4 separate regions of the Homo sapiens genome follow, and all the other regions are linked to region 4. A link is a loop called in an ENCODE intact Hi-C map of the cell type or tissue named here. Cell type or tissue: ascending aorta. All regions are shown on one strand. Region 1 overlaps PALLD (palladin, cytoskeletal associated protein). Region 2 overlaps PALLD (palladin, cytoskeletal associated protein). Region 3 overlaps PALLD (palladin, cytoskeletal associated protein). Region 4 overlaps PALLD (palladin, cytoskeletal associated protein).

What was found. Hi-C counts contacts between places; a loop is a spot of excess contacts. Peaks named below come from ENCODE experiments on the same cell type or tissue, not always from the same donor. Only the 100,000 strongest peaks of a DNase experiment are listed, where the experiment ranks them.
Region 1: it touches region 4 in a loop (3-fold over the local background); 32 of 110 quality-filtered maps call a loop at or near these places.
Region 2: a loop joins it to region 4, with 3.0 times the contacts of the local background. A loop is called at or near these places in 8 of 110 quality-filtered maps.
Region 3: it touches region 4 in a loop (4-fold over the local background); 20 of 110 quality-filtered maps call a loop at or near these places.

Annotation. Positions count from the first base shown.
Region 1 is chr4:168,694,936-168,699,935 of GRCh38, forward strand. The region is part of intron 8 of PALLD (palladin, cytoskeletal associated protein); the gene reads left to right. Among named protein-coding and RNA genes, the nearest start is that of PALLD-AS1, 49 kb to the left of the region's middle. In ascending aorta, no CTCF peak of the experiment used is centred here; no DNase peak of the experiment used is centred here.
Region 2 is chr4:168,814,302-168,819,301 of GRCh38, forward strand. All of the region lies in intron 10 of PALLD (palladin, cytoskeletal associated protein), which reads left to right. Among named protein-coding and RNA genes, the nearest start is that of PALLD-AS1, 170 kb to the left of the region's middle. RefSeq lists enhancers at 1,569-2,203, 2,204-2,839. In ascending aorta, no CTCF peak of the experiment used is centred here; DNase peaks (open chromatin) are centred at 1,899 and 2,580; H3K4me3 peaks cover 2,588 bases; H3K27ac peaks cover 4,429 bases.
Region 3 is chr4:168,707,758-168,712,757 of GRCh38, forward strand. It overlaps PALLD (palladin, cytoskeletal associated protein), which reads left to right. Exons shown (of 22, transcript NM_001166108.2): 9 at 1,271-1,390; 10 at 3,824-4,166. Among named protein-coding and RNA genes, the nearest start is that of PALLD-AS1, 62 kb to the left of the region's middle. In ascending aorta, a CTCF peak has its summit at 2,749; DNase peaks (open chromatin) are centred at 2,794, 3,186, 3,644 and 4,244; H3K4me3 peaks cover 1,530 bases; H3K27ac peaks cover 2,154 bases.
Region 4 is chr4:168,583,607-168,588,606 of GRCh38, forward strand. The region is part of intron 2 of PALLD (palladin, cytoskeletal associated protein); the gene reads left to right. The region is part of intron 1 of LOC124900807 (a long non-coding RNA gene); the gene reads right to left. Among named protein-coding and RNA genes, the nearest start is that of PALLD-AS1, 62 kb to the right of the region's middle. In ascending aorta, a CTCF peak has its summit at 2,093; DNase peaks (open chromatin) are centred at 2,115, 3,905 and 4,325; H3K4me3 peaks cover 1,178 bases; H3K27ac peaks cover 1,962 bases.

The DNA.
Region 1 (5,000 bases), 110 kb after region 4:
GGGTGGGGGACACAGAAGACTCATTTGACAGCTGTTAATACTCAGTCTCTTACTCACTCAGCTGTCTGGAAACAGCCACAAACTGTGTTGAGTTACTTCTATAGCACTGTCTAATAGCGTGCAAAATTAAAAACACAAAAACGCGTCTTACTGGTTGTGGAATTATACATATAAAAGTATATTGCCTCCTGCTTTCAATTTTAATTTCTGCTCACCAGTGTGACCCATGCTAGATCTTGTACGGTAGAGTCTAGGCTTTGATTCTCTGATTCAAAATATAAAGTAAGTTACACTTAGTTAAATGTACTAAGGTGCTGTTGTAGGAGGGCAATGATAGGGATGTTTCTTGAGATCCCAGTAGATTGTATGCAGTAAAAACTTAATGCATGTTCTAGGTTAGGACGGTGGGTTGAACAAAAGTAGGCCATATGAAACTTATAGTTCACCAAGAGTGTGACAGGATGCCCTGGGGTGCCACACCACGCTGACAGGGATGCTGTAATATATTTGAAATTTTTTTATGCAAACACATTCAAACTTGACATTTGACAGATATGACACAATGACTGGCTTGAACTAGTTCAGAATTTCAACATTAGATCACCCTCCATTCTTTTCTATGACATAATCTCTTTGTGAAACTGAGTTTTTGATGAGTGTGTGATAAAAAGTAAGTACCTCATGAAAATCCATGTAAAACATGAAATGAGGCTGGCTCATCCAATCTGATTCCAAGAGAGGTGGTACAGTGCCCAGCAGATGCACACAGCCATTAGTAAGAAATAGTGGTTATTTAAGAATAAAATAATAGTATTTTTCTTTCAATTTATATGTATTTTTAAACACTAAATTGTTTAGGCATAAACACTTATTAAGTTCTTTGGAAATAACTACATAACAAACATAACTATTAGTTATGTCTTTTGGCTTAGGAGCACCATTTAAAAAGTATTGAGAAACTTAGAGTCCCATGAACCAAGAAAGTTTGTTTTACTCTCTAGAGGAGGAGTGTCCAATCTTTTGAATTCCCTGGGCCACACTGGAAGAAGAATTACCTGGGGTCACATATAAAATACACTAACACTAATCATAGCTTTTGAGCTTAAAAAAAAAATCTCATAATGTTTTAGGAAAGTTTATGAATTTATGTTGGGCCACATTCAAAGCTGTCCTGGGCCACATGTGGCTCAGAGGCCACGGGTTGGACAAGCTTGCTCTAGAGGGAGAGGGGGAAGACTCAAGACACATTTGAGTACACAGCAAAAAGAAAATTGAGTGGGTTTTGAAATTCTTAATGCCAAATGTGCCTATTTCCAGTCCTCTTCCAGGACTCACATTCCAGCCTGCTGGCCTATGAACTTTACCTCTCTCAGCAGAGACTGAAGGACTCTTCTCTGGGCAATTTAAACATCCCGAGAGAAAAAATAAATCCAAAGATAATGATTTGGGAGTTTCTCTTATAAAGATGCCACTTAGATTGTGCTATAGGGAAGGCCAAAGTGGATAAGTTCCTCTCTTATACTCAGAGCTTAATAAACTCCCATCCCTGTCAGACAAGCAGAGAGAAAAGGCATCTGGAGAAAACCTCTAGCATGAATGATATAGAAAAAAACAAGTGACCTTCCTAAAAGGGAACTTTGAGAAAATGGGTTTGCAAAGAGAGGAAAATGTAAAACAAAAACAAACAAACAAAATCTCTCTTAAAGGATCCAAGGAAATCATTCCACCCAAGAAATAAAAATGAAAAGCTAGAAAAAAAAAAGAGAGGGGAGGACACTTGTAAAACAGAGTTCTTGAAATGAAAAGTTCATAGCAGAAATAAAACGAGCAGATGTCCCACAAAGTACAGCAAAATGACGAAGAAGGGATGTAAGAGAGAAAAGGCAACAAAGTTAGAGATGCATAGCTGAATAACTGGGATTCCAGAAGGAGAGAAGAAAGAAGCGGCGAGAGACAGGATTATCAATGAAATAATTTTTTTAAAGTTCCCCAAACTGAAAGTTATCAATTGCCAGATGGAAAAATCCACTGATTGCACAACATATGGAATAAACCCAGACCCAGGCACGTCATCATGAAATTCAGAATTTCCAGGACAAGGAGATCATGTTATAAGTGTCCTGGGAGAAAACATCAGGTTATATATACAAACTAGCAAGATGCAAATAGCTTAGGCCTTCTCAGCAGTCACACTAGACACAACGAGACAATGAAGCAAGAACTTCAAAATTGTGAAAAAAGTTACCTACAACTTGGAATTCTGCCCCTAGGCAAAACTTCACATGGAAATCTAGCAAAGATATTTTCAGACTTGTAAGATCCCCCAAATTTTCCTCTGGAACCCGACAGTGTGCTCCACCACAGCAAGAGAATTAATCCAGAAAGGACAAGATGTAGAGGTGGGGTACAGGAAGCAGGAGATCACATAGAAGCAAGAGGCAAAGGGCATCCCCAGGAGGGTGACAGCTGTGCATCAGGAATGAAGGGCAAGTTCAGATTGAAGCCTCGTGTCTCGAGGGACAAATGCAATGAGGCTTTCATCATTAGGAGGTTCATTGCCTCTGGTCCAGCCCGTCTTTTATTTGGATGACAGAATGGCAGGGCGGTAAGCCTGACCCAGAAATCTCATGTCTACTTGGGCTGTCCTGCTCTCCCCTCCATGGACTGTCACCTGGATCAGCTGGGAACACTCATCTTACCCCCACAGAAGCGTTCTGCTTTGGTCAGTCCTGACATCTAGAAGTCGGCCATGTTGAGTTTAATTAACCCATCTATGCCTGAGGTTGCAATTTTTTGAATTTTTGCAATCAGACCTTGACGATGACCTTGAGCAGTAGGATATAAGTAACTCCCAAATGCTTAGCATTCCAATAATGGAACACTAGGCATAAATGGGTAAAAAGCAGAAAATACCAGCAATCTCATTGCTGGATATATACCCAAAAGAAAGGAAGTCAGTATATCAAATAGATATCTGCACTCCCATGTTTGTTGCAGCACTATTCACAATAGTTAAGATTTGGAAGCAACCTAAGTATCCATCAACAGATGCATGGCTAAAGGAAATGTGGTACATATACTCGATGGAGTACTATTCAGCCATAAGAAGGAATGAGATCCTATCATTTGCAACAACATGGATGGAACTGGAGCTCATTATGTTAAGTGAAATAAGGCAGACACAGAAAGACAAACATCACATGTTCTTACTTATTTGTGTGATCTAAAAATCGAAACAGTAGAAGGATGGCTACCAGAGGCTGGGAGGGGTATTGAGAGGCTGTGGGGGGAGATGCAGATGGTTAATTGGTACAAAAATATAGTTAGAAAGAAAGAATAAGACCTAGTATTTGATAGCACAACAGGGTGACTGTAGTCAATAAGAAATTAATTGTACATTTTAAAATAACTATAAGAGTGTAATTGGATTGTTTAATTGGAGTATAATTGGATTGAATAACTAAAAGAATAAATATTATAGGGGACAGATACCCTGTTCTCCATGATGTGATTATTTCACACTGCATGCCCTTATCAAAACATGTCATGTACCCAGTAAATATATATACTTCCTATGTAACCACAATTTTTTTTAATTTAAAGAAACAAAATATGGAGATACCATCTCCAGCAACAACTATATTCCTGCTGGATGCCCACATGAGGCCCCACCAGACTGCTCCACCGAGTGAGCCTTATATTTCCCAGATTCACTCAAGACCTTACCCACTGAGTGCCCCGTGGGGCTTTTGGAAACTTTCAAGGACGTTGAATCTAGTTGATGGCCCAAGATGGTTCTTGGGATCTTTTTCCTAACAGTGACAAGGTTACTTTTTCTTTAGTCAGCCAAGATTTGTGCTCACTACTTAATTTTTTTAAACTAAAGAATGCATTTTTTAAGGATACATACATATATGGTAAACACATAAAGAAAATCGAAGGAATTATTATCTCAAAGGAGAAGGAAAATTAAATTGGGGAGAGCCTATGAGGTATTTCTAAAGCACTGGGAATGTTTTATTTCATAGACTTGAGGATAGATACACAGGGGTTCATTTCACTGTTATTCGTTAAATGGTACATTTTAAATATCCTTCTTTATATATGATATTAAATACAATTGACAATTTAAAAAAATCCTTTGCAATTTTTTTCTTTTCTGAGACAGAGTCTTGATCTGTTGCCCAGGCTGCAGTGCAGTGGCATGATCTTGGTTCACTGCAACCTCTGCCTTCCAGGTTCAAGTGATTCTCCTGCCTTAGCCTCCCAAGTAGCTGGAATTACAGGCATCCACCACCACGCCCAGCTAATCTTTGTATTTTTAGTAGAGATGGGATTTTGCCATGTTGGCCAGGCTGGTCTCGAGCTGCTGACCTCAGGTGATCCACCAGCCTCAGCCTCCCAAAGTGCTAGGATTACAGGCGTGAGTTACTGCACCCAGCCTCCTGTGCAAATATTGATACAAGCATTACATTTACCCACACTGGATTTCATCTTGTTGATTTTAGCTCAGAGTTCTTTTTTACCAACTGTGTTAGCCAAACCATGTGGTGTGAAAGGTAAAAGCTGGATTTCTTTTTTAGGGACTTGGGACAAAAAAAAAAAAAACAGTTGCAAAGGAAGCCATTTATGAAAATGTCCCCTTATTACCCAGGGAACCCAGTAATCTTATCCTTGCTGCCTCATCATTTTATGAGTTTCCACAAACAAAATGGTTTTTATTTGTATTTAACCAAGTGTTAAGTAGGTCCAGGAACTTGAATGCAATTCAAGGTTGCCTTCTGGGAGATATTGCTGTGATTTTGTAATTTTTAGGTAACTATAAAGAACAGAATTTATCACCAGTAAAAACAGTTTCTGATTTAGTAATTTATTAAATGCCCTCAAATCAAAACCTTAGGAAATCCAAACATGGGAAAATTAGATTAAAATGCATCATAATTAAGGTTATTAATAACTTTAAATTTTTCCATTTATACTGGAGACAGTTTCTTTAGTAC
Region 2 (5,000 bases), 230 kb after region 4:
AATCTACCAATTCCTGATTTTTTTGCACTAAGAATTGAAATTCTGAATCCCTTAATTTATGTATCAAATATATCTACCAGCAGTGCAGGGACAATGAGGGTGGAAATGCATTAACTAATAGATTATATGGACTGCCTTAAGCAACTGTATAATTTCTGTTAGGATGAAACCGAACCATGTTGGGAATTCTGATTTAAAATGAGGTCTGTACTTTATAGATGTGGAAAATAAGGTTCATAGGACGAAATTACTTCCTCAAAAGCGACATAACTGCGTTGCAGCAAAAACGGCAGGAGAGTGCAGGTCTCTAAGCCAAGTCTTGGACTAGGTTCTTGATTCCAACAGTTCTCCAGTGATGCTTCTGAAGACACTGGGCTGAAAGTGAACAGTGACCCTCTTTCCCGAATGTCTATAATTTTCTCAATTTAAAATTTTTCTCCTAAAAGACAATGGCTATTTTAATCTTTTCTGTTTGTTTGTTTGTTTTGAGACACAGTCTCGCTCTGTCACCCAGGCTGTAGTGCAGTGACGCGACCTCGGCTCACTGCAACCTCCACCTCCTGGGTTCAAGCAATTCTCCTGCCTCAGCCTCCCAAGTAGCTGGGATTACAGTTGTGTACCACCATGCCTTGCTAATTTTTGTATTTTTAGTAGAGACGGGGTTTCACCATGTTGGCCAGGCTGGTCTTGAACTCCTGACCTCAAATGATCCACCTGCCTCGGCCTCCCAAAGCGCTGGGATTATAGGCATGAGCCATTGTGCCCGGCGAATATTTTAATCTTTTAGTGACCTCTGCCATTTTTCTTTTCAAGAACAAGATGAATGAGCAAATGTAAACATTTTAAAATTAACTTGGAAGGGCTTTGACAGATTTCATTTCTCATGGACATATGCTTGTGACTGTTTCAATATTGCAGGCATACACTAGCATCATTTTCTTTTAGCAGAATTGCTTGGTGCTCCTGTAATAGAATGAAGTGTAATAGTGTGCAAACATTCACAACTTCCATGTGCTCTAAAACCTAAACAAGTTTGAACCCACAAGTCACTTTGTAAGGCACATCCAGGCTCGTTGAGATTCTAACTGGTGGAAATAGTTGAAAGTATATTTGTCACTTACACCTTGCCTATATCCAAGAAGGATTTGAGTCTTCCTCCAACAAGAATGCATCCAAGCCAGTCTAAAACTGTCCTCCATAAAATAGGGAAATACACTTTGGGAATTTCATAAGCTAAACACTATTTCCACATTGGTCACCATGGTGAACACAAATATGCAAAATCGACTGAATGGTAACAAGGCAGGGAGAGAACGTGCTTCCTATAGGATTTGATCTGCTGCTTATTCTGATCAAAGTGGAAACTATAAAGGTTGGTTGGAGCGGATAGCCCAATGCCTGCCCAGTAACAGGGCTGCAGGAATTAACACGGTGGACGAGGGAAGGTACAGACCATTTTCGGTGGCTAAATGAGAAATAATACTAAGCGATAGGATATCCTGTATGTTTAGATTACTTGCCTCTGAAAACGAGCTCCAATTCTTTTTCAGAACAAGTATTGGGAACAAACTGTGGATATTTAATCACTTAAGGGTACTTTCTTCTGGGAAAATCGCTCACTCTTAATTTTTCAGTTGAGTTAGACAAGGGCTAATTGCAAGAGGATTAAAACCTTGAAAACTGCTTTGTTCAGCTTATTGTTTCAGGTTTCCCTTTGGAGTGTGGATGATGTGTTTATTTGACATAATGAATACCACCATCCGCTTTGTTCCGGGAACCAAAAGGCTATGTGCTTGCCCAAGGAATTTCTCAGTTGTTTATATGTAAGGAAACACTGCTCTGTGTTATTGGATGGGACCATTACAGCTCTTTCTTAAATAGGGAATGCAGAGAGCCGTGCTTTCCTCACTCACATCTGAGCAGAGAAACCAGAAAATAGCCTTCAGCACTCCAAATGCCTGCTTGTTTTCAACACAAGAGAGCAAAGGGAACATTTATTGAAAATGTGTGTTCTTCGCTTAGGAACCCAGAGCTTTACTTTGTGTTATTGGCACATCTACTTAGACCTATGTTATATGTGTATGTGTGTATATATATATATATATATATATATTTTTTTTAAGTATTAGATTGGAGTGCTTGGCATGAATCATAGATTAGAGAACATTGACAACTAACCAGATAGTGAACTCTGCCTCTATCAGCCAAATCTAACTGCCAAAACACTGAGGAATAAAGTAACCACTAATTAAGCAGCCTGGAGTTTTGTTTTTGGGTTTTTTTTGGTGGTGGTTGTTTTTAATACATACCCTGCCATAGGATGAGGGCAATTGTGTGAAATACATGCTTTGCGGTGACTTCCAGTGATGCAACATAGCAGTCTTTTTAAACAGCTGAAAACTCTCTGGTCCTTTATGGTTTCCAAAAGGTACTCCTTAAATGGGCATAACTGATGGGGGATTGGCTAGTGAGCTACAGAGAAGGCTGAGTCAGAGTGACCTGTTGGAGCTAGCCCCGTGTGTGTGTGTGTGTGTGTGTGTGTGTGTGTGTGTGTGTGTGTGTGTGTGTGTGTAGAAAAGGGGGAGCCGTGGGCAAGGGGCGGGGGTGAAGGGAGGCTGCAAGCTTGGCAGAATGTTTGAACAAGACAAAGAGCAGTTCCAGCGACCAAATAAGGAAGTGAGTGCTGAAGTATTTCAGAATAGAAGTGTGTCAGGGACTCAAGGCAATTGCGGAGAGTAAAAATAGGCAAAGAAGAAAGGGCAAAGGATTTTTGTTTTACTTGTTCCACAAAATAAACAGGGAAAGAAGTATCTCTGGTCTTTCAGCTGGAGTGAGAAAAACAGATCGTATCTATCCCTTTCTGTTGGCTTTTTATAGACATGTGTCTGAAGAGATGTTTAGAAGCTCTTTCAGTGGCAATGGCAATAATAAGCATGCTTTTGTTAAAGACAGAAAAACGCAAGTTGTGCATTAGACGCACCATCACATTCCCTTTATGTGTAATGCATGAAACTTTTAGCCCAAGATGATGGAAGTTTCCAAGAACCAACAGAAATATCTGGAAACCCATTTTCAGACATGTCCTGAACACTGAATTATAACTGTATCCTTTGAGAAAAATCTTACCTCTTAACAAGCCAGTTAAATGTCCATTAGATACAGTGTCTAACTTAAATATGTTGATAGTTACTGAAAAAGATGTCAAAAGAGGCAAATTACGCAAAGAAACTGTCAGTACTTGTTTTAATCTTCTCAATACCATCTCCCCAACTCTCCAGAGTGGCCAATAATATGTCACTGATCCTATGGATAAATGCTGCTCTTATTTTGATACTTTTTTTGCAGTACGGGTGGAAGAGAACAAAGATTTGGAAGGAGAATTTCAGATACTCCTAAACATAATTTGAAACAACCTTTTTTTGTCCTACAAAACCAACATTGAGAAATTATTTCTATTAACCAAGAAATCAATTTACTTATGTCTGCAACTAGGAATAAATAGAAGACATTCATCCTGGGTAAGACTTTTGAAAGCCCTCAATAACTAAATTGTTGGCAACTCTAGGATTGGCAATTGAACAAATCTATCCTTCTGTTCTCATGCAAAATACAAAATTGGACAGCCCACACTTGAATCAGAAACTACCAGAACCTGCCCAGAAGAGTTTGGGTAGAGAGCTAAACTGGAGTGCAAAATAGGGAACACACAAAGATTGACCACGGCATGTAGATGATCTTACAATGTAGTGTATTCTGGCTCCAAAAATAACCTGCCCCCCACTTAAACTGAAATATAAACTCTATTGAATAAGCTACCTTGATCATGCTTCAAGAAAATGTTAGGCTTATGACAAAATGTTTATTATCACAAACAAAGAAAAAATTAAAATGAGACACAGTGTTATGCCCACGAATAGTCATTTTAATGACCAAGCTCCATCCTACCAATGCTTCACTAGTTGACTTTTTTTTTTTTAAGCAATTTAACAATAGATGTCAAGAGCAGGGAAAAAAGGCTGGGTGTGCTGGCTCACGCCTGTAATCCCAGCACTTTGGGAGGCTGAGGCAGGAGGATCACTTGAGCCCAGGAGTTGGAGACCAGGCTGGGCAATATAATGGGACTCCATCTCTACAAAAAAATATTTCGAAAAAGCCAGACGTGGCGGTGCACACCTGTAGTCTTATCTGCTTGAGAGGATGGCTTGGGCCCAGGAGGTCAAGACTGTGTGAGCCATGATTATACCATGTACTCCAGCCTGGACAACAGAGTGAGACCCTGTCTCAAATAAATAAATAAATAGTGGTAAAAAGAGTATTTGACTTCAAAATCATACTTCTCAGTATTTGCCCTGAGGAAGTAACTCAAAATGGGAAAAGAAATGTATAAGCCTGAAGATGTTTAGTATAGCATATTTTTTATAATTTCAAAACAAAAAATTTAGAAGTCAAATACACAGAATATTCTCTTATCTCAACAATGCAATATTATGCAGCAATTAAAACTGGTAATGATTAAGCCTATGAAGGCAAAAAATGTTTATGATAAATGATACAATAATGACGAAAAGTTACCTTGTAAAATTACACACTATCTGTATAGCTATGTTTTGAGGACTAGAAAAGAACATGGTGAAATAGTGCTAGTGTGTTATACATACATAGAGGTAGATTTTTTGTCATCTTTATTTTGTGTTTTTCAATAATAAATGCCTTTCAAAAAAAGATGATGATGAACAAGCTTACAGGCAAGAGGCAGGATTCCAGAGTCAGAAAGAACTGAGGCTTCAGAGTTTACCTATCCAGCAAATATAAGTCACAAAGTTTTGTGTAGCTAGTTAGTGATGTTGTAATAGACTTTGCCATTTACAGAACTGTTTTACTTACTGATTTGACTTGTCAATTATTTAAAAATAGCAAAGCTAGCAAAAATAGCAAAATGTCAATTATTTAAAAATAGCAAGTGTAATTCTTTTGTGAGAAAAACAATCACCCACAAAAAT
Region 3 (5,000 bases), 120 kb after region 4:
CAATACACGGTCTTATGCTACCCCCAAAATTTGTGAATAACCAATAGAATCACTTTGTGGGAACCCGAAATATATCACTTTTCTTAACGTTTGCCCACATAATTATCTTTATACTGGTACAATATAAGCAATTATTCAACTAGTAAAACTAATTAATACTCTAGATATAGCTTCCTTTTAATGTTAACAGCTAACACTGGCTATGAAGCATTTGCTCTGTGCCAGGCAATGTCCTAAGCACAGTATGTCATATCACAAAAGTAGGTGGTGGTTAGGGTTTGGAGTCTGGACCCCAGCTTGCTTTGAATCCCTATGTTAGTATTTATTAGCTGTGTGACCTTGGGCAAGTGAATTAACCTTATTGTGCTTCCATTTTCTACCTATAAAATGGGCTAATAATAAACTTACATAACTCATAAGATTGACATGATGATTAGATTTAATCTATGTTAAGTGCTGGTAACAATACCTAGTGTATAGTAAGGGTTATATAGCTGTCAGCTCTTGTTATCGTCATCATCATCATCATCATCCCCCTCACAATAACCGTGTGGTGGTTAATTTTGTGTGTCATGCATGACTAATACAAACTCTGTGAGGTAGCTTCTATTATTGTCTCCATTTTACGGAGAAGAACACTGAAGTTCAGGGAGACTGACCAAAGTCACAAAGGCAAGATGTGGCAGGACCCTCATTCAAGCCCTGGCAGCTGTTTCGAGTCTGGGCTTTTCATGCCCTACAACACTGCCATGCCACTTAACAGTACCTTCCAGAATAGTTGTCTACAGGTCAAACATATACAGGTCATGTTCTTTTTTCCCCCGTGGTTAACATTTCAGAAGAGCTTTATTTTCCCCACTGCTTGGTTTGCAGCTGAGCAGATATAAGAGGTAGCTGTATGTACAGAAAGAACTCTGACATGCAATCAGCTTAACTCCTACATGCAAAATACAGAGCTGCACACTTGCAGACATCTCGTTTTATCTTCACAGATAACCCATTGGGTATGTATTATCCCCATTTTATAGATGAGGACACCGAGACTGCTCTTGTCCAACATCACAAAGAATGGGTCTACCTCCAAAGCTTTTTCTGCTAGGCAGAATTGCTAAATTAAATGTAAAGAGATTCTATTGTAAACACTTTTGTAAAGTGAATCTGTAATAATCATAACCTAATTTGTTTGTTGTGGAAAGGTGGAGGGTCTCACTTCTTAAAAGTGACTTCATGGTTCAACTCTGATGAATGATTCTGTTCTCTTCACTTCCAGAGGAGATTTGCACCCTAGTTATCGCTGAGACTTTCCCTGAAGATGCAGGGATCTTTACATGTTCAGCAAGAAATGATTATGGATCAGCAACCAGCACTGCCCAGCTGGTTGTCACCTCAGGTATGTGAGGAGTAAAAAAAATGACTGGGTTCTGTTCCCCAGCACCAGTGTGGATGGCCACAGCAGAAAGGCACCGTCCTGGCCAGGTGCAGTGGCTCACACCTGTAATCCCAGCACTTTGGGAGGCCGAGGCAGGCAGATCACTTGAGGTGAAGAGTTCGAGACCAGCCTGGTTAACATGGTGAAACCCTGTCTCTACCAAAAATACAAAAATTAGCTGAGTGTGGTGGTGCGTGCCTGTAATCCCAGCTACTCTGGAGGCTGAGGCAGGAGAATCACTTGAACCCAGAAGGTGGATGTGGCCGTGAGCCAAGATCATCCCACTGCACTCCAGCCTGGGTGACAGAGTCAGACTCCATCAAGGAAGGAAGGAAGGAAGGAAGGAAGGAAGGAAGGAAGGAAGGAAGGAAGGAAGGAAGGAAGGAAGGAAGGAAGGAAGGAAGGGAGGGAGGGAGGGAGGGAGGGAAGGAAGGAAGGAAGGAAGGAAGGAAGGAAGGAAGGAAGGGACAAAGCGACTGTCCCAGGAAGAGAGCTCAGCTCAGCCTTCAGGAATCTGGCCACTCCAGGAGTCACCCTAACAATCTAAGTTCATCGTGAAACAAAGGCTTTAGGGGAGGGGAGAAGAAGGAGTGAAGTGGAGATGACAAACAAAAAGATAATGATCGTGTAGCAACTGAACACACAGGGGGCTTTCTTTAAAATCGTGCAGTCTTGGTCTTGGAAACGATGGAGCTGGTTTCCTAACATCCTCCCGCTAACCTAGAATCATATTCACATTGGAAAGCCACCTCTGCATCAGAGGTGCAGTCACTTTCTCAGCAGTGCCAACACATGAGATCTGGAGATACTTGTACAAATAAGCCATTGTCTGATCCACTGTTGAAACTTCTGAAAAGGTAATACAAGATAAGCCTTCTTGTATAAAATGTAATACAAGATAAAACTCAGAGAAGCTGTAAAGGCCTTCAAACTCAAATTTCACTGATAGTCTGTATCAATGATAGTATATAACTAATATGAAAAAGAAAGCAATGTATTGTATTATTGAAGTCAATTTTCAAAAATATATGGATATTTTCTAAACTCAAAAACTTACCACTAGGGAAGGCAATATGAAACAGCTTTTTTTCTTTTTCTTTTCTTTTCTTTTCTTTTTATTTGTCTGTTTTCTAGTTACTAATGAGCATTAGCTTACTTTAATTGCCTCATCTCTGCCATTCATCTTAAAGATATTTTTAAAATATGTTTTTGACCAAGCCTGGAACATAATGTACATAGTAGGGAATCAATAAATGGGTCATTTGTTAAATGATACGGACTTGGAGAGAACAACTGAATTGTACTTGGATTCCTTCAGAAGAGCAAGAACTTGGTGCTAGGTGGCAGCAGAGACACAACCAAAACTTATTTAGGGACCTTAGAGTGGCAACTGTAAATGCTTTTTCATCTTCATTAAGAAAAGAAATGGGAGGGTCATCTTAAGTGGGAAATGGTTTCTGTGAATGACTACTGTAAGTGCTGAAAGAAACCTAAGTGTCAGGATCAGAGTTACAGAGCAAAGAGGACCCCAGCGTTTTGATTCCGAGTTGGCTTCAACACTGTCCCATCAAATGGCCATAGCAGGAGTGCAGTGTTTAAACAATATGGCCAAAACCCTGGGCTCTATAAGTCTGAGTGGCAAAAATTTGTGTGTAATATTTTCCATTTGTTTCTGCAGTAAATCTGCTATAGGTCAAACATAATCAACAAATATTTTATTTCTGAGCTTTTTGTTTACCTCAATAAGCATTTTTGAGTGCATGCCAGGAGCTCTGCTGGGCTGTGTGGGCAAGGTGCAGAATCTAAAAAAGACGTGATCTCAAGATGCTTTCAGCCTATTGAGGGCAACAAATAAAAATCTCTTTCGTACTGAGTTATAGTTGGAGCAATCACCTAATATGGAAAAAAATATTTTTATGAGATTATGAAATTTTACTTGGACTCCAAGGTTTACCTTCCCTAGCTTTAGATGAATATCCACATAAAACCTTTACAGCTTGAGCCAATTTGAGTAGTGACAGCTAGGATGTTCAGTCGGACCCATGGACCAAAACGTGAGAGGACAAAGCATTGTTGGTTGATACTGTTTGTGTTGTCACTTTTTTTGCCAAGTTCTATCTTTAGCTCTTGTTTGGAATTTTTATGATTCGGTAGCTGGGTTCCCCAAATGTGAGCTCAGTCAGGAAATGAAACGGTAGCACTCGTTCAAAACAAGCTTGAAAGAACCAGGCCCTCCAGCTGGCAGTGCTTCTGCGTCAGATGAGAGCAGCACAATCACCTCTTCTTTAACAACTTCACACAACACAGGGATTCTCAGAAGACTCTGACAGTGTGAAATCACTTGTTGAACTAGTGGCATCTTCTTATGTTTTTCCTCTCTTTCCCCTTCCTTAGCCAACACTGAAAACTGTAGTTACGAGTCAATGGGAGAATCCAACAATGACCACTTCCAACACTTTCCACCTCCCCCTCCAATCTTGGAGACAAGTTCCTTGGAGTTGGCTTCAAAGAAACCATCTGAGATCCAGCAGGTGAACAACCCTGAGTTAGGCCTGAGCAGGGCAGCCCTTCAAATGCAATTCAATGCTGCTGAGAGGGAAACGAACGGAGTCCATCCCAGCCGTGGAGTAAATGGACTGATTAACGGCAAAGCTAACAGTAATAAATCTCTTCCAACACCAGCTGTCCTGCTTTCACCCACTAAGGAGCCACCACCTCTGCTTGCCAAACCAAAACTGTGAGTATTTCTGCATGGTTTTATAATAATTTCCATACCCCTGTTACATTTCCTGTCTGGTGAGAAAAAAACTTTTGCCTGTATTCAACTATGTGGCAAGTTGGCCTTGACTCATGGGACCTTGCTGCCAAGTGGTGTCTTTCAACAATATAAAAGACACCTAAAAATAAAGAAGGGAAATGAAAAGCTTGGTGAAATCTGCCCTTTGCTGAAAGCTATAACTGGTTATGGCTGTGAAAATATCTGTGCCCAGTGTGGGCTTCCAACATACAGCTAAGGATGTAGCCACTCCCTGGAGGCCATGGAAAAGGGGGATCTACTTTCAGCCCTTTATTAAAAGCATTTCAAAAAGTGAGTATAAGTACTTTGCATTTGTTACTTTAAATATTAAGTATCAGTAAGAAGATCTGATATAGACAAGCGGGGAAAGACTAAAAACTGAGGCTGGAAATTCAGGGTGCAGATCCTGGCAGGGCAATGAAACTGGAGGGAAGCAGGCTTGTGGGCAAGAAGAGCGCCCTTCACAACACAGGCTACTTGGCTTGGAATTCCATGGAGCTGCATATTTCCATGAATACCATCTTCACAGTTGATGTCCATTATTTTCTTAGGATGATAAACCTTGCATGAGCTGTTTCCATTGGCACCGCACAGCAGAGAGTTGTTATGAATGGAGCCATTACAATGTCAGAGAGAGGCAGAAATAAATTAGCTCAAAGGGTTCTACCATAGCGCAAGAGACCCTGAATTACTGCCCTGCCAGAGGTTAGTGGAAATGTAAGAGTCATAGTGAATGTGTATGTATTCTATGAGGTCACATTCCCATGAGAATGT
Region 4 (5,000 bases):
CAGTTTGATGGAGTTGGATAAAGAGGGAGACTCAAGATTTACTTCACTTGAAAAGAATATTTATTTTCCATTTAAGGCTAATGGACTAATGGACTAAATATTACACATCTCAGCCCTTGGGATATCTGTGATAATATTTTTCTTTTCCTACCAATGTGCTTTTACTCTATACTTCTGCTCTGCTGGGTGGCCAATGGGACCTTGTCTGTTTACCAAGCCTAGTTCTCAGGTCTACTTTCCTTCGATATCTTTTCTTTCTTCCAACCTTCCAATCCAAACTGAGGTGGTGGTATTCCCCACCACCAAGAAAGGCATAGTTTCCATTTTTTCTCTACCAGTTCTAGTACATGCAATTAAATTTTCTGAGCCCAAAATTTCTCATCTCTGAAATAAGGAGCATGAAACTCTGTGCGTGGGTGCATATGAAGCTAATGAAATGGCACATAAAGTGTCTAACACAAAGAAGGAACCAAATAAATATCAGATTCTATCCCTATCCCACTTTTATTTTGTCCCATTCCAATGTGGCTTTGCATAATTGGAAATCATTATGTATAGACATCAGGTAAAATCTAGCACCAGCTTATATAGTACTCTAAGACCATCAGGTTTTTTTTTTTTTTACCTCGTCTTCAGTTTTAATTTAAAGCAATTAAAATTAATATATTCAGATTTCAACAAAGTGTAAGCATCCCTCTGCTGAACCACTGTATCATTACAGTGTGCGTTAAGAATGCCAATAGGCATGGAACAGATGCCAGATAACCAAGATGGTACTTTTACTGGGTCTGGCATTAAACAAAGAAATGTGTTCATAAGTCATCTTTCTTGGATCTCAACCAAAAATTGTTATTTTGGATTTTGTCATCTTTCCATTTAAATTTCTACTTAATCCTTCATTAGAGTATGTGTTAACAATCTTAATTTGTGTGATTGCCTTCATGAAAAGTTGGATATATAAAATAAATGTCACTTTTAAGGCATCTAAGGAATTGTTTTCTATCTTAGTCACCAAGTATGTCAGACACATTGCTTACAATGTCTTCTATTTCAATCTGTGGTTTGTTTCTGCCATCCAAAAATGAGTAAACTTTAGTTTCACCCAGCCGTGTTTCTGAATATGAACATTCAAATGTGGACCATGTGTGATGGAAAATCCTGCCATGGCTGAGAATATGGATAAACTTGAGGGGGACTGTTTGATGGAAAGTCATTATATAATGTATATTTTCTTTCATTCATTTAACAAACATTTATTCTAGGCCAATGGTGAGCAAAATATTCCCTCAACAAAGTACCCATGCACACACACATGAAGAAACTACACATTTATTTGGAATGTCTAGTAGAGTTCCCCCCTTTCTTGGCTATTTTACACCAGTTCCCATATAACTGGTTTATATAATAATAGTTATTTATGATAAAAATTTGACTAATTCTAACTGACAAGAAGATAGATATGTTTGTTTTGGAAACTATTTCTATTTGGTAATAGATTCCAAATGTATTGAATGGTCTCTAAAAGATGTAGGAACACAGGACATACTGCTCATGATGTACAACAAAAACAATAGTTTCAAAATTTTATGACATATTGCAGTTTATCAAGTGGTTTTATAACCATTATCTTGTTTAATTCTCACAACATCCTTATGAGTAGTGTGTGTGTGTGACCATGAGAATATATGAGTGTGAGTGTGTGTGTGTGTGTGTGTGTGTCCGTGTAGGAGAGGAAATGATTAACCCATTTCATAGATGAGGTGTAACCCATTTCATAGATGAGGTGTAACTAACAATGTAGCTTCAATTATACTGGCAGGTCACAGAAAAGAGATTTGCAACCAGCCTTATGCCTCTCCTCCCACCTCTCTCTACTGACCCACATCTTTTTATGAAGTAGGGATTGCAGCCATCCCACAGCTCATCAATGCTGTCATGTCTATGCACGAAGGCACTCTTAGATAGAAGAGAAAACAGAGGGGGGCCTGGGATCCAGTCCCCAGCGCAGGCACTGAGTGTGCCCCTGGCCCCATCAGTTTAATTCTGAGCGCTCAGGACAGTATGAGGAGCAGCCTGTCGTTTTCGGAGACACCAGCTGAGGGAGCCTGTGGACACAATACCAGTTGAAAAGCTCCCCAGCCCAGGGTGGAACCAAGCAGCCCACGCCTGCTCTTAGGAGCCAAGTTTCCCAAACAATGTCAGAGTTAGCTTGGGGAATCTTCTTAGTACTCTTAAGAGGCCAGAGCTGAGATTTCCACACAATGACATATTAAAGTATTGGATCCAGGGTCCTTTGCATTGGTAGAATGTCAGGAAAATAGCATTAGCTAGATAAACTTCTTTCCCTCAAACCAAATACAGTCGTATTGTTTACTATTATAGGTCTATTAAGGTTGCTGTTTAAATGTTACCAATGTCCTCATATTTTGGTAATTTTGTTCGAGTTGGAAAGAAATGTCTTGAGAAATTTTTATTTAGCCAGAGTGTTTGAGCACTTTAAGATATCTTTAGTATACTACATCGCTTCTCCAGGTCCTCAAGAGACCTAAAAAAAAAAAAAAAAAAAAAAAAAGGCTTTCTAAGCAGTGCCTATCAAGCTACTACTTCCGGCCCCACAAAAAAGAAAAGCTGAGACTCTTCACCCCTTGATTCCAGTATTCCCAAACTCCTGGTAAACCATTAGGAATTAGATATGCCCCAAATTTATGTAGCAACTCCCTTCTTAAGAATATAGAGAACGTTTTTTTTTACACACCTTGTTACACCTCACAATTGAGCCTCAACTTGAGATTCCCTTGCCCAGCAAAGTCCAGAATTCACCACTGTCTACATGCTGGACCCAATTCGTTTTGCTGTCGTTGATCACTAATTTGGGAATTGTGGGAGGGAGAGGAGGAGCGAATCCCTCTCTTTACTTTAGAACTGGTAAAACTGAGATAGCCAGAGATTTCTAGAACTGCCAAGCTAAAACGTAAGCTGAATCATTGTGCAAGTATGGATTAGAACCCAGTACTGGGTTTGAACTGTAAACCCAGTTTCTGATCATATGGCTGCCCAGTGCTCCTGGTGGCAGAGCTGATTGCTTCCTGGGTTCAAATGGGTCATGCTTTCCAGGGCACTCTGGACATCCATGGAACAAGCCTAATTTAAACATTAGAGGTCTTTCAAACCCTTATATACCAAATCATCATCAGTTCAGTCTCTCAATTCTGCATTAATTCTTTTGTGGAATTAAAAAATATTTTCTCCTGAATTTCCTTAAAAAAAAATCGAACGTTCCCTCAGGGCAAGGAGACATAGCTAGGGGTACCATGCGATAAGAGAGTGAGTAAAAAGGAAAAGTCTAGTATCCTAGACAGTCTCTTTGCAGAGCTGCGCTTCTGCTCAGAAGACATTTGTCAATGCCTAGAGACATTTCGGTTGTCACCACTGGGAGAGGGGTGTACTAGAGAGTAGAAGCCAGAGAAGCTGCTAAACATCCCACAGTGCCCTGGACACCCCCCGACGACAAAGAATTCTCCAGCCCAAAATGCCTGCAGTGCTGATGTTGAAGAATGCGGGTGTGTAGATATAAACAACAATCTGCTAAGCTTTCAAATGATAGCAGCTAGAAAGATCTTCAAGAGTCTAGGGATTTGGAAAATTCTGGCATCATGATAGTCAATCCCCAGTGGAGACATTCTTTGAAGACCACATAGGCAATCACTTGACCAAATGCCACCTAAAAATTGAAATATTTTTCACGTTTTGCTTGGTTTGCTAGAACACACCAATATACTTTCACCCTTGAAGAAAGGGAACTGTTTATGTCATTCAGTAGCAGGACTCCTTGGCTAAAGCAGCAGACAGCTCACCAGATTTCACTGGAAAGACTGCCCAAACCAGTCTCTGCCAGGGACTCCAAAGCGCAGGGAGGCTTCAGTGCTAGGGAGAGCGGATGTGAAGGCGGTTATGAAGGACAGCTGTGCCAGCATCTCCCAACTTTTCCGTTTTTTCTCAAACCTCAGCTTGCCTTGTGCATGGCTAAGGTTATCCCTGGCCAGCTGCTTTTTTCCCTATTCTACCTCTCCCCTGCTGTAGCAATTCCCTAACCAGTGCTACTAAGACTAAGGATTTCACCACCTCCTCCCATTTTCCACCATACAGAAATCCACAAAACTGAGTTAAGAGAACTCTCCTGCCATCCCCAATAGCCAAAAAACTGAGTCACCACTTGGCCTAACAGCACTCAGATGATTCATTAAAATACAGTGGAGCGCTCTTCAGGGGGGTGCAGGGGAGATTCAAGTGGGAAGGTAAGGCTGCAAGCAGGAGGGGAAGTGGACAGGAGATGAGACTGCGAGGCGTGTCACAAGAAGGGAGTCTCCTGGTGCCTTTCTCCAGGGCTAAACCCCTTGAGGCAGAAACTCCGTTGAGTCATTCTGAAGTCAAATCTGGTGCTAACTGGCGCTCTTGGATCTGGGTCAGTCTCGATGGGGCCTGGGAATGTCTGCGGAGTGCCCATTCCTCTCAGCAGTTTGTGAGATTGAGAGCCACTGCTCTGCTTTTCTTCTCCCTTGACCCCATTCCCAGTTTCCTACCAGGATCACTGTGAGCCCTGGGAGGATGGATTTGTAAAAAATTCCTGGAGCCAAACACCCTGAGCTATGAAACTGGCCCATTATTGTGAGAATTTTCAAATGTTGAAGAAATGTGGGGTTGGGAAAGAGAGGAGCACCTTAAAGAAGATTTATTCACCTAGTCACCCTCAGATGGTTGTCTGCAGATTTTGAGAGAGAAATGGAAATAGTTTCAGATACTTTTTATTTTTTTTTTGAGACAGAGTCTCACTCTGTCACCCAGGCTGGAGTGCAGTGGCGTGCTCACCTCACTTCATCCTCCGCCTCCTGGGTTCAAGCGATTCTCATGCCTCAGCCTCCTGAGTACCTGGGATTACAGGTGCCTGCAGCCACACCCGGCTAACTTTTGTATTTTTATTTTTAGTAGAGACGAGATTTTGC